Regions from separate parts of the Homo sapiens genome. Here region 1 is linked to region 2. Evidence: read pairs that join two places in POLR2A ChIA-PET (ENCODE). Cell type or tissue: OCI-LY7. All regions are shown on one strand. Each heading gives the region's core, and the rest is flanking DNA. Links, peaks and the distances in the headings are about the cores only. Region 1 overlaps PALM2AKAP2 (PALM2 and AKAP2 fusion). Region 2 overlaps PALM2AKAP2 (PALM2 and AKAP2 fusion).

Region 1 (5,385 bases), core at 183-5,182, 56 kb before region 2:
CCACTCCCATGATTCAATTACCTCCCCACCAGGTCCCTCCCATGACACATGGGGATTATGGGAACTATAATTCAAGATGAGATTTGGATGGGGACACAACGAAACCATATCAAATATTAATAGAGTCTGGCAGGGAGGAAGCATGACTTCATACTGGTGGTGAGTCAGAAGGGGCATCTTCATATTTTAAGGAAGGTGGCACTTAGATTCCAAGTGCGTCCTGTGTGCAGTGGAGTCATATGCAGCTCTAATAAAGAACATTATTCAGGCCAGGCATAGTGGCTCATGCCTGTAGTCCCAGTTTGTTGGCAGCCTGAGGCGTGAAGATTGCTTGAGCCCAGGAGTTCAAGACCAGCCTGGGCAACATAGTGAGACCTCATCTCTACAAAAAATACAAAAATTAGCCAAGCATGGTGGTACATGCCTGTCGTCCCAGCTACTCGGGAGGCTGAGGCGGGAGGATCACTTAAGTCCAGGAGTTTGAGTCTGCAGTGAGCTATGATCATGCCAGTGCACTCCAGCCTGGACAACAGAGCGAGGCCCTGTCTCCAAAAAATAATTAATTATTTAATTTAAATGTTCGAAAGAACATTATGCAGATGCTTCTCAGGCTTCTCTTCAGATGGCAAAATCTCACTGGTTTTCAAATATCCTAACTGAAATGTTCAGTTCCAGCTATCTTTTGCTTCATCCAGTAATTAGTTTCAAGTTTTTTTTTGCCTCTTTTTAGATATGAATCCCATGCTAGGTAACAAATTATAGTGACAGGAAAATGTGGATTTTTCCATAAAGTTTAAATATTCACCACTCAACCTTTTAGCAGAAAGCTCTGGGACCAACCTAGCATAAGTATAGAGTTGAGGGTTAAGAGTAAGCATTCTTCCCTTCGTCACTTATGTGGCCTTGAACCAATTAGTTAAGATTTTGTGCCTCATTTTCCTCATCTGCAAAATGGAAATAATCATAAGGTATACTTTGGGGATTAGTGTGAGGGGCAAATGAGTTAACATGTATAAATTGCTTAAAATAGTATTTGGCAGCCAGGCTTGGTGGCTCATGCCTGTAATACCAGCACTTTGGGAGGCTGAGGCAGGTGGATCACGAGTTCTGGAGTTCAAGACCAGCCTGGCTAAGATGGTGAAACCCCATCTCTACTAAAAATACAAAAATTAGCCGGGCATGGTGGCGGGTGCCTGTAATCCCAGCTACTCGGGAGGCTGAGACAGAGAATTGCGTGAACCCCGGAGGCAGAGGTTGCAGTGAGCCAAGATTGCATCACTGCACTCCAGCCTGGGCAACAGAGGGAGACTCCATCTCAAAAAGAAAAAAAAAATAGTATTTGACAATGACGATAGCTGCTGTTATTATCATGACCCAAATGCTATATTTGCTTCAAGCAAATGGAATGATTCTCAGACCAAATTTTTTCACCAGGCATTTATTAGAAGGAGGTTTCATGTAATTCTGAATTATGCTCCGAATCATATTCACTTCATTCAATATGAAAAGCAAGTATAGATTTACAGTTTAATTGTTTTGAGACAGGGCAGGATTCCTAATCACATTTTTAGAAATGACTTTTGTGTCTCATATTGTTCATCTCCTCTATCCTCTCACCAAGATTCCACTGTGTTTCATACCAGCTTGTTCAGTTGAACAAGGTGGAGAAGCCCATTTACTGTTTGGATTAAATTTTTTTATCACCAGTGTATGAGGATTTGCATTAAATAAATTATAGGTAATTACATTAACAAACCAAGAAGACTTACAGTTAAAGAGGGCAAAAATATAATTTACTTAACTGCTCTATGAAATCTATTTGTGGATTTCTCTCTTCTCAAAGGAGAATTAATCAGAGAACAACTTTGTTGTTATTGTTGTTGTTGTCGTTTAAGAAAAAAAAGAAAGAATGAATGAAAGATCACATAGTAGCAGTGGTACCCTATTCACCTTGCAACAGTTGTACTCTGCGCACCTGCCCCAGGTTATAGCAACATCAAGGTCAAGCTCCCAATATTTCAAGTACAAATAAGACTTCACCTGTGCACAAACATGTGCTTACACACTTCCATCCTCCTGAATTTTCTTTCCAGACTGTTTTACAGATAAGGAAGCAGCTCTCAAAAGACCTCTCTCAGACATTTGAAAACACATTTTTTTTCAGAGTGCTAAATTCATGCTTCTTATTTTATATATGTTAGAAATAAACACATAAATAATAAACAGTCTTGCCTGGACTGGTTCATGTTCAATTCATAGGCACTGAGTATTCTTTATTAGGACATACTCACTATTGTTTGTTGAATTATTGCACTTTTAAGAAATCAATCTGAAGATTAAACATTAGGAGTCTCGATAAAAAACAAGTCTCTATACTTTATGAAGATCTTAGGAATTTCTAACTGACTTTGGAACAGCCATTTGTTAAAAAACACTTTCCCATCCCAAACTCCACTGACTCCATTTTTCTTCTGCACTAACTCTCCCTTCCTCCTCCCCCATATTTGGAGCAGCGTCTCTATGTCCCATTCACTCTCCTACACCTGCCAAATCACCAGTGACTATTTAGGGGCTAAGTGCAAAGGAGACTTCTAAATCCTCACTTTCATCAACTGTTGAGCAGCAACGGAAGCTGCTGAATGCTCCCTATTTCTTCTTGAAACACACTCTCTCCTTGTTTACTTGAGATGACACTATCCTTCCTCTGTCCATCTGGGAAATATTGGTGCTTTGAGGTTCTTGACTTGGGGCTCCTTTCTTCACTTCTCCCATTCTCTGAGTGACATTGTCTGTTCCCATGGCTTCTGAAATATAGGCATTCTTTGATCTAATTTTTTCTCCAGACCTACCCATATAGCCAACTGCCCCCTAACCATATCCATTTGGATCCCCCCAGACACCTATAACTCAGCATGCTAAAAATTCATTAGTCATTACTTTCTCTGATTGATTCCTTTTCATTGATTCTTAATCTCATTGAAAAACATCACCATGCACCCAGTTGCCCAAGTCTGAAATCAGGACATTGTCCTTGCTTCTTTTCACCCTTTCAAATCCTCTATCTAATCAGTAATTTTATATAATAAAAGGATTCTTGATTCCTTCTACACTTTTTCTTTCCCACTTCCATGACAGTAGTCCAGGCCACCATTATCTTTCATGGGGATTGATGCAAGAGCTTCTCACCTAGTCTCCCTTCCCCTAGTGTTGTGTCCTTCTGACCTAACCTCTGCCACCCAGCAGAAGTATCTTTCAAAGTTCATATTTGATGATGCTACTCTCCAGCTTCAAACCCTTTACCTGTTTTCCTTGGACTATAAGATAAAGTTCAACTTCCTTAATTTAGCTTAGAGAGTCTTTTATGATGTGACCTCCTCTTACTTCTCTGGCCTTGTCTCTCATAATTGTGTCATTCCATTGCTGACCACTCCAGCAACTACCTGCCATTCCTTGGATGTACCAAGCTCTGTCTGTGTCCCGTTCTTTGGATCTACTGTCCCTTCTCCAAGGAACGTTCTTCAGCTGCTCTTTATGTGGTTAACTCCTACTGAACCATCAAGTCTCAGCTGAGATACCACTTTCCCTGAGCCCTAAACCCTGGTTTAATGTTTCCTGTGGGCATATTTACCTTAGAGCTTACTGTGTCATAGTACATTGGAAGCTGATTTTTTTCTCTATCCTCCTCTAGCCTCAGCTGCCTAGGGGTAAACACACTACAGTGTTCACCCTTGTATTCTCAGATCTTAGTACACTGCCAGGCTCAATGGGTTTTCAAACATATTTACATAAAGAAAGAAAACAATGACAAAAGTGCAGATGACATGCCCATGGATACTCTGGACATAAATGCTTGTAATATTTCTCTCTGTAAGCGTTTCCAGTGGGAAGTTCAGCTTTTGTCTCAATTACTCTGATTGGCATGCAATCATGACAAGAAACTAAAGGAAGGAGATTGTTTTCTTGACATTTACTGAGAAGTATAGACAAGTACTGCCATGAACAAACATTCTTGCTAACAATTCTTGCTCTAAATTGGTTGATATAACATCCACTTGAGTCAAAATGATTAAGTAGGTATCCATTGAGTGTCATGCATCGCAATGGCAAAGCATTGGAGTTACAGAAAATAAGTAAAATCATCTCCCTTGCTCTTACAGATCTGACAGTCTAGGCACCCAATAGATGGGTAAACAAGTACTGAGAGATGTCATACTTGTCCTCAAGATAGTAGAAATTCAAGAAAGTAGTGACCATGGAGGACCTTAGGATTTGGGCTTTTACCCCAGTGGTGTTTGGCTGAGTTAATCTTTCTAAAATGTATTCATCATTCAATCAAGTGCTTCTTCTGGAGGCCAAGCATAATTAGAGATACAGAGATGAAAATGACAGTCATTACCCTCACAAGACCTATAATCTACCCAATAATAATGGGAGGCAAGCCTTTAGAGTTTTTTAATTTGGAGTTTTCAGAGATTTCCTGAAGCTTCTGGACTGACGTTTCTATTGTACTTGAGTCCCATCATTTGACATTAGAAGATCTCCTTCCAAGAAATATTTCTTACCACCAAAAGACAGTTAACTTTGACTTCAGACAGAACATTCTGGTCTGCACCCAGAACCTTTAATACCTGAATCTTTTAAATCAGTGATGGTCTCTTCTTCTAAAAAGTAAAAGGTAAATCAAATTCAGTATGTCTCAATTAATTGGAAGGGAGTTTCAAGCTCATAGGAAATGAACTACGAAGCCATGTTGGGATATGAACTGAATGGTTGCTATTGAGATGGAGCAAATGTACCTGGATATCATTAGGTGGAACCAGACTGGAAAATGGGGGTCCTTCCTTGACCTCAGTGAAGATTTGGCCCTTTCAGCCTCAAGTAGTATCCCAGCTCCAGAACTGGACCTGAGTTACTGGATAATGCTGTCATTAGGAAACTGTGACCACCTAGGAGTTGGACTGCTAAATGGGCAATGTCAGCAGGTTGTTACAGATACTCTATGCAGACCAAGCTTATTTGGCTCTTCTCAGCTCAGCCACCTGTTGTAAACAGCTGAGAGGGGCTTAGCTCCACGTGGAGGTTGTCACTATCTCTGGTATGTTGTCTCTCCCTGGGAACGGACATGAGTGTGGAAACAGGGAGGACACAGTTGATTCCTGCTTTCACTGAGTCACTCTGTCCATTAGGAGAAACAGTCCAGGCATGGCCAGCCAAAGGGAGGTTCTTCGCAGGATCTTCTGTCTCTTTGAAGATGGGATAATCTCAGGCCTAACCACAGAAGCAGTTCTGGAGAAGAGTCAGAATAGCAGATTGGAAACAGCTCACAGGGGCCTCTGAATGCTAAGTGGAGGGACTTAGAATTTATCCCAGAGGCCACAGAACACT
Region 2 (5,385 bases), core at 326-5,325:
GCATCTGAAGACACGTGGGGACTTTGTTTCTCTTGTTCACCTCTCTTTACCTGGAACAGGGTCAGCATAGTTTTTCAATAAATGGCCAGATAGTTTTGGCTTTGTGGGCCAAATGATCTCTGTTACAACTACTCAGCTCTGCTGCAAAGCAGCCATGTATGACATTTAAATGAATGAGTATGGCCATGTTCTAATAAACTTTATTTACAAAAACAAATGCTGGGTCCGATTTGGCCTATGGGCTTATAATTTGCCAACCCCTGGCCTCAAACAGGGCCTGGTCCATAGTAAGTGCTCCAAAAAAAAAGTTTCAAAAAATTATTGCATGAAAGAATGAATGAAGAGTAGATATGATGCCTACCACCTGCAGAGCAGTCACAGAAAATGGTTTTCTTTGAGGAGATTAAGTAAATGAATCAGTTGGGAGTTCTCATCTGGTTGGGTTCCATGGTAGATTTTTTAAATGTCTTTATGCATGGAAGGTAACTTTAAAGATGGAAATATGAGTGGTGTTTTATAGATTGCTCAAACCGCCAGGTTAAGATTGACAAGAGTTTCAACCAATAGAACGTGGAGGAAATGCAAGAACATCTTGTCCTCATCAAAAGTGCTGGGGATACCAGAACTGGGTGCTCCCTATGTACCTAAGCATTTAGTGCAGTTGTTTGTGGAGCTATGTTTTGTCAGATTCATCTTACACAGTGAATGGCAGGGCTTTCTTTACATTATTCTCTTTGTTAATTGAAATACTTTTTAATGTGTAGTTAGGTAGGCTGGAACCATGATAGCACATTACACATCCCACAGTTCTAGAGCATACCAACGGGTTCAAATGTAGGAGCATATGGAAAGTCGTGTGCTTACATTCATCCCTAGTGTTGTTGTGAAGTTAAAGGAAATTATATTTATTAAAAGCACTGTGTAAGCTGGAAGTAGATGACAAATGTTAGTTTAGTTATAATGAGAAAGTGTCTGTTGCCCAACCAGAGGCCTCATGCTGTCCAAATATAGAGATTATAAGCTGTTCAGGTGTGTTTCAGAACTAGTATAGAAAGGGAAGCTGCTTTGGCCTCCTTTAGATTTGTGACTAGTTTTGTAGTACATTGAACCTTATGAAATTGCCATTTTGTAGATCCATAATATTGACTATTGACAGTTCCATATAGTTCAACCTCATAATTCGATTCTGGGGATTATATCTCATCATGGAGGGCAAATGATTACCAGATGAACTCTAAATATAGCAGGAGGAATTAGATGAGAAAATTAGAACTTTGGAAGGGAATGTAGTTCAGTACTACCAAGTAGACCTAGACATTTCACCTGATAGGGTAGGATTTCCTTTAATCTCACATCAACTTTGTAATGTAGCCATTGAGGTTACTGTCCTTTTATACATGAGGAAACTGAGTTATAGAGATAGTAAGTACTTTGGCTAATGTGGCAGGGCTAAAAATCCGTGTGGGGTGGAGGAGGGCCAAGTTCCAACCTCAGTTGTCTTTACTTCCTCCCACACAGAGAGCTATGTTATGAAAGTGGTGTGGAGGCCGGGCGCTGGAGGCCAGGTGCGGTGGCTCATGCTTGTAATCCCAGCACTTTGGGAGGCTGAGGCAGGTGGATCATGAGGTCGGAAGATAGAGACCATCCTGGCCAACATGGTGAAACCCCATCTCTACTAAAAATAAAAAATTAGCTGGGCTTGGTGGCACGTGCCTGTAATCCCCGCTACTCAGGAGGCTGAGGCCGGAGAATTGCTTGAACCTGGGAGGTGGAGGCTGCAGTGAGCTGAGATCGCACCACTGCACTCTAGCCTGGGTGATATAGCAAGACTCCATCTCAAAAAAAAAAAAAAAAAAAAAGAAAAGAAAGTAGTGTGGAGATGCCCCTGAGACTGGAGACAAAAAGATTTAGATAATGAGGTTATTTATGCAAGAAAGACCCAATGGCACCAGTTCTTATTTTGCACCTTTACCTACTCAAGCAAATGCTCTGTTAATTATACCACCCCCTGGAGGCTGGGAGGCATCTCTGCAGCGCTTCCTTACCAAAGGAGAAGCGGAGGGTAAAATCACTTTGTTTTCTTATCTGTTCATCAGGAGTCCTGTTGTTCTATTTGACAGTTTTTCCTTCACCATTCATAAAAAGGATTAACAAAATTGCCCAAAACAACTCTATAAAGTCTAGGAGTGGCACGTCAGTCTCTGAAAAAGCAAAGGGGGTTTTGTTATTGTTGCTGATGATGGTATTGTTACTATTTCACCACTGTCATAACAGCAAAGAGGAACAGCTGCCCTATGGTGTTATGCAAATGCCTTTTGATCTAGGCTATATCATCCTTGTGCAGCTATTAATAGACCACATCATCTCCCCAGCAGCCCCCAAGCCCTAGCTTCTGTCCTGCTTTTCTCAAACAGTATTAAATCTTGCATTTTATCAACAGCACAAAAAAGCAAAGATTTGCTATTTAGAAGTGGACACAGGAAGGGGAATATCACACTCTGGGGACTGTAGTGGGGTGGGGGGAGGGGGGAGGGATAGCATTGGGAGATATACCTAATGCTAGATGACGCGTTAGTGGGTGCAGCGCACCAGCATGGCACATGTATACATATGTAACTAACCTGCACAATGTGCACATGTACCCTAAAACTTAAAGTATAATAAAAAAAAAAAAAAAAAAAAAAAGAAGTTAAGGTTGCAAGATCTTAAGTGATCATGTAGGGCAGAAGTCAGAAAATGGTTATGCAGATTCTGGGCTGAATCTGGCCTACAGTAAGGTTAGTTTACCTGCACAGCAATTAAAAATCATTTTGAATTCATTGCCAATAATAATAAATTAAGAGAGTTCTTATTTTAAAAGTATATTTCCGACTTCTCTTGAGAATTCAGTCTCTGGCAATAATAGCCTGTTCTCCCCACTGGCAATTGTCTGGAGCTGATGGTGGTTGCTAACTTTAGAGGAGCCATATTCCGTTGTTCATCACCACCAACACCAACACCACCACCATCTCCTATTATTTTTACCACCTTCTATTATTCTTACTCTTGGCCCACTTCCTTTGTCTGTATCACCTGCCTGGCCCCTATTGGCATTTGAGCATGTGACCCCTAATCTACCATCATTCACTCATTTTATGGCTGGGTCAAATAAGTCCTAGGTGGAAATGGGACTTACCTTAGCAAGATAACAGCAGACTCAGAACTAAAGTCCCCTGAACTCTTTGGATGAATGAGGCTTTGTACTGTGTTGGGATTCAAATCTTCTAAGGGCATTTTTAGTTTTGAACAGGCTACAAGCAGAAAGCTAATGCCAGAATCTAGTGCTTTTGCTACAGAGGAACCCATGTGACTTATATAATGATGAATTAACCTTAGGTTAAATGAACAGTGTAAGTTTGTAAGGAACTTTAGGGTATCCTGTGTTTCATGGTAAAAAGTTTCATTCCCAGGAAAATAAATAGATACTTTGTAGTCAACACCTCAATAGTTCTGGAGGCTTCATGTTCCTTCTTAGCAAAAATAACAAGAGGCACAGCCCATACTTATTTAAATTGAAATGTGATCTTCCATGCCTTCCTAATCCTTAGTCTTTGATTGTGTTCCTGAGGTCATGTGGTTGTAGAATACTACTATTCTGTATTGTCCACTTTTTTTATCTTCCTAAGAGCAATAATCCTCACAGAAGCTTGATAATTCAAAGGACTAATGAAACAGAGATCTTTACTCCCAGGGCTTGTCATAAATCCTGGCCAATATGGTGAAATCCCAACTCTACTAAAAATACAACAAAATTAGCTGGGTGTAGTGGTGCGTATCTGTGGTCCCAGCTATTCAGGAGGCTGAGGCAGGAGAATCGCTTGAATCTGGGAGGCGGAGGTTGCAGTGAGCCGAGATCGTGCCACTGCACTCCAACTTGGCAACACAGCAAGACTCCTCTGTCTTAAAAAAAACAAAACAAAACAAAACAAAAAAACTGATATGATTTAGTGTTTGTTTGTTTTAAGGAAAGACTAATTTTTTTTTTTTTTGAGACAGTCTCACTCTGTCACCCAGGCTAGAGTGCAGTGGCATGATCTCAGCCCACTGCAACCTCCGCCTCCCAGGTTCAAGCGATTCTCTTGCCTTGGCCTCTCTAGTAGCTGGGATTACAGGCGCATGCCACCATGCCAGGCTAATTTTTGTATTTTTAGTAGAGATGGGGTTTCGCTATGTTGGCCAGGCTGGTCTCAAACTTCTGACCTCAGGTGATCTGACTGCCTCAGTCTCCCAAAGCGCTGGGATTACAAGTGTGTGCCACCGCATCTGGCCAAGGCTAATTACATTTAAGATGATAATTGTATTTCCCAAATTAAAAAAAATATTTCCAAGTCACTGAATATTAAAAACACGAGCTGTGGGCCTATTCTCTTCAGGCCAGGGTTCTTAGGTCAACCTCAGACAACCTGAAAGTGAGATAAATTCTGCAGTTAGTGTGAATTATTCAGACTATCAGAATCTGCCAAATCAAATTCCATTTCTTCAAGAACTTATTTCCAGTCAGAGTACAAAGATAGAGTCAGCTTTTCTACTTTTCCTGAAAGACTGCCTAAATTCTAACTATAGCTCAGAGACTCAGTGTGAGGTGCTGTCACATACCTTAACTCAGTTTTTCCTCAAACTTCAGACTTTTGGGCATCATATTTGTTATTTTTGTCCTGTGTGTACCAGCTCGCTCCTGTTAAAAGAAGGAAATAGCCAGGTTAGAGAGGTGTCAAAAACATAGCTCCATCTCTTTAATATAATCAGATGGGAGTGAAAGAGAATCAAGATAGCAGTAACTTTCTTGCTATGTGAGTCAGTGTTACATAATGCCATGCCCACTTACCCCCAAAATTTAGGAAACACTGTCTTGCCTCCTTGCATCCTCTTAAAAAAAATAAAAATCCCAATTCCTCGTTTCAAAGAGACTAGGGTTAGAAATAGAAAGTGACTTGCTCAAAGCCACAAGAAGAGCAGAGACACAGAGCTGGGATTCAGACCCAGGCAGGGTGACTTCAAATTCTTTCCATTGCACCAGGTGCCTGTCATGCTGTTCCTTTTATAAGGATTGAATCGAGTACATCAGTAGCAAACTTAAACTCTCCAGTAAGATCACGATCGTTTAAACAAACAAAAGTAACATCTGTTCCAGCTAAAGAGCTGTCTCTGGCATAAGCAATTTTTCACCGATGGAGGCTAGATCTGATTGGGCTCTTGCTGAGTTAATTGAGCAAAGTTACGTGGCCAGATGTGAGTTTTCAGATAGAAGGGGAAGGGAATGCAATATACAAGCACATGGGGAGACTGATGGACCAAATGGCTGGCTCCACTATAAAACACTCCAGCGTTTAGCCTTTGTTCTGCCTC

The links. Peaks named below come from ENCODE experiments on the same cell type or tissue, not always from the same donor. Only the 100,000 strongest peaks of a DNase experiment are listed, where the experiment ranks them.
Region 1: POLR2A ChIA-PET joins it to region 2 with 5 read pairs; 4 of 35 experiments call an interaction of 5 or more read pairs at or near these places.

Annotation. Positions count from the first base shown.
Region 1 is chr9:109,896,262-109,901,646 of GRCh38, forward strand. The region is part of intron 3 of PALM2AKAP2 (PALM2 and AKAP2 fusion); the gene reads left to right. Among named protein-coding and RNA genes, the nearest start is that of PALM2AKAP2, 120 kb to the left of the region's middle. In OCI-LY7, for the core only: no CTCF peak of the experiment used is centred there; no DNase peak of the experiment used is centred there.
Region 2 is chr9:109,951,997-109,957,381 of GRCh38, forward strand. All of the region lies in intron 6 of PALM2AKAP2 (PALM2 and AKAP2 fusion), which reads left to right. Among named protein-coding and RNA genes, the nearest start is that of PALM2AKAP2, 170 kb to the left of the region's middle. RefSeq lists a silencer at 1,080-1,149. In OCI-LY7, for the core only: CTCF peaks have their summits at 2,027 (motif pointing left) and 2,226; DNase peaks (open chromatin) are centred at 591, 2,015 and 2,295; H3K4me3 peaks cover 1,709 bases; H3K27ac peaks cover 4,409 bases.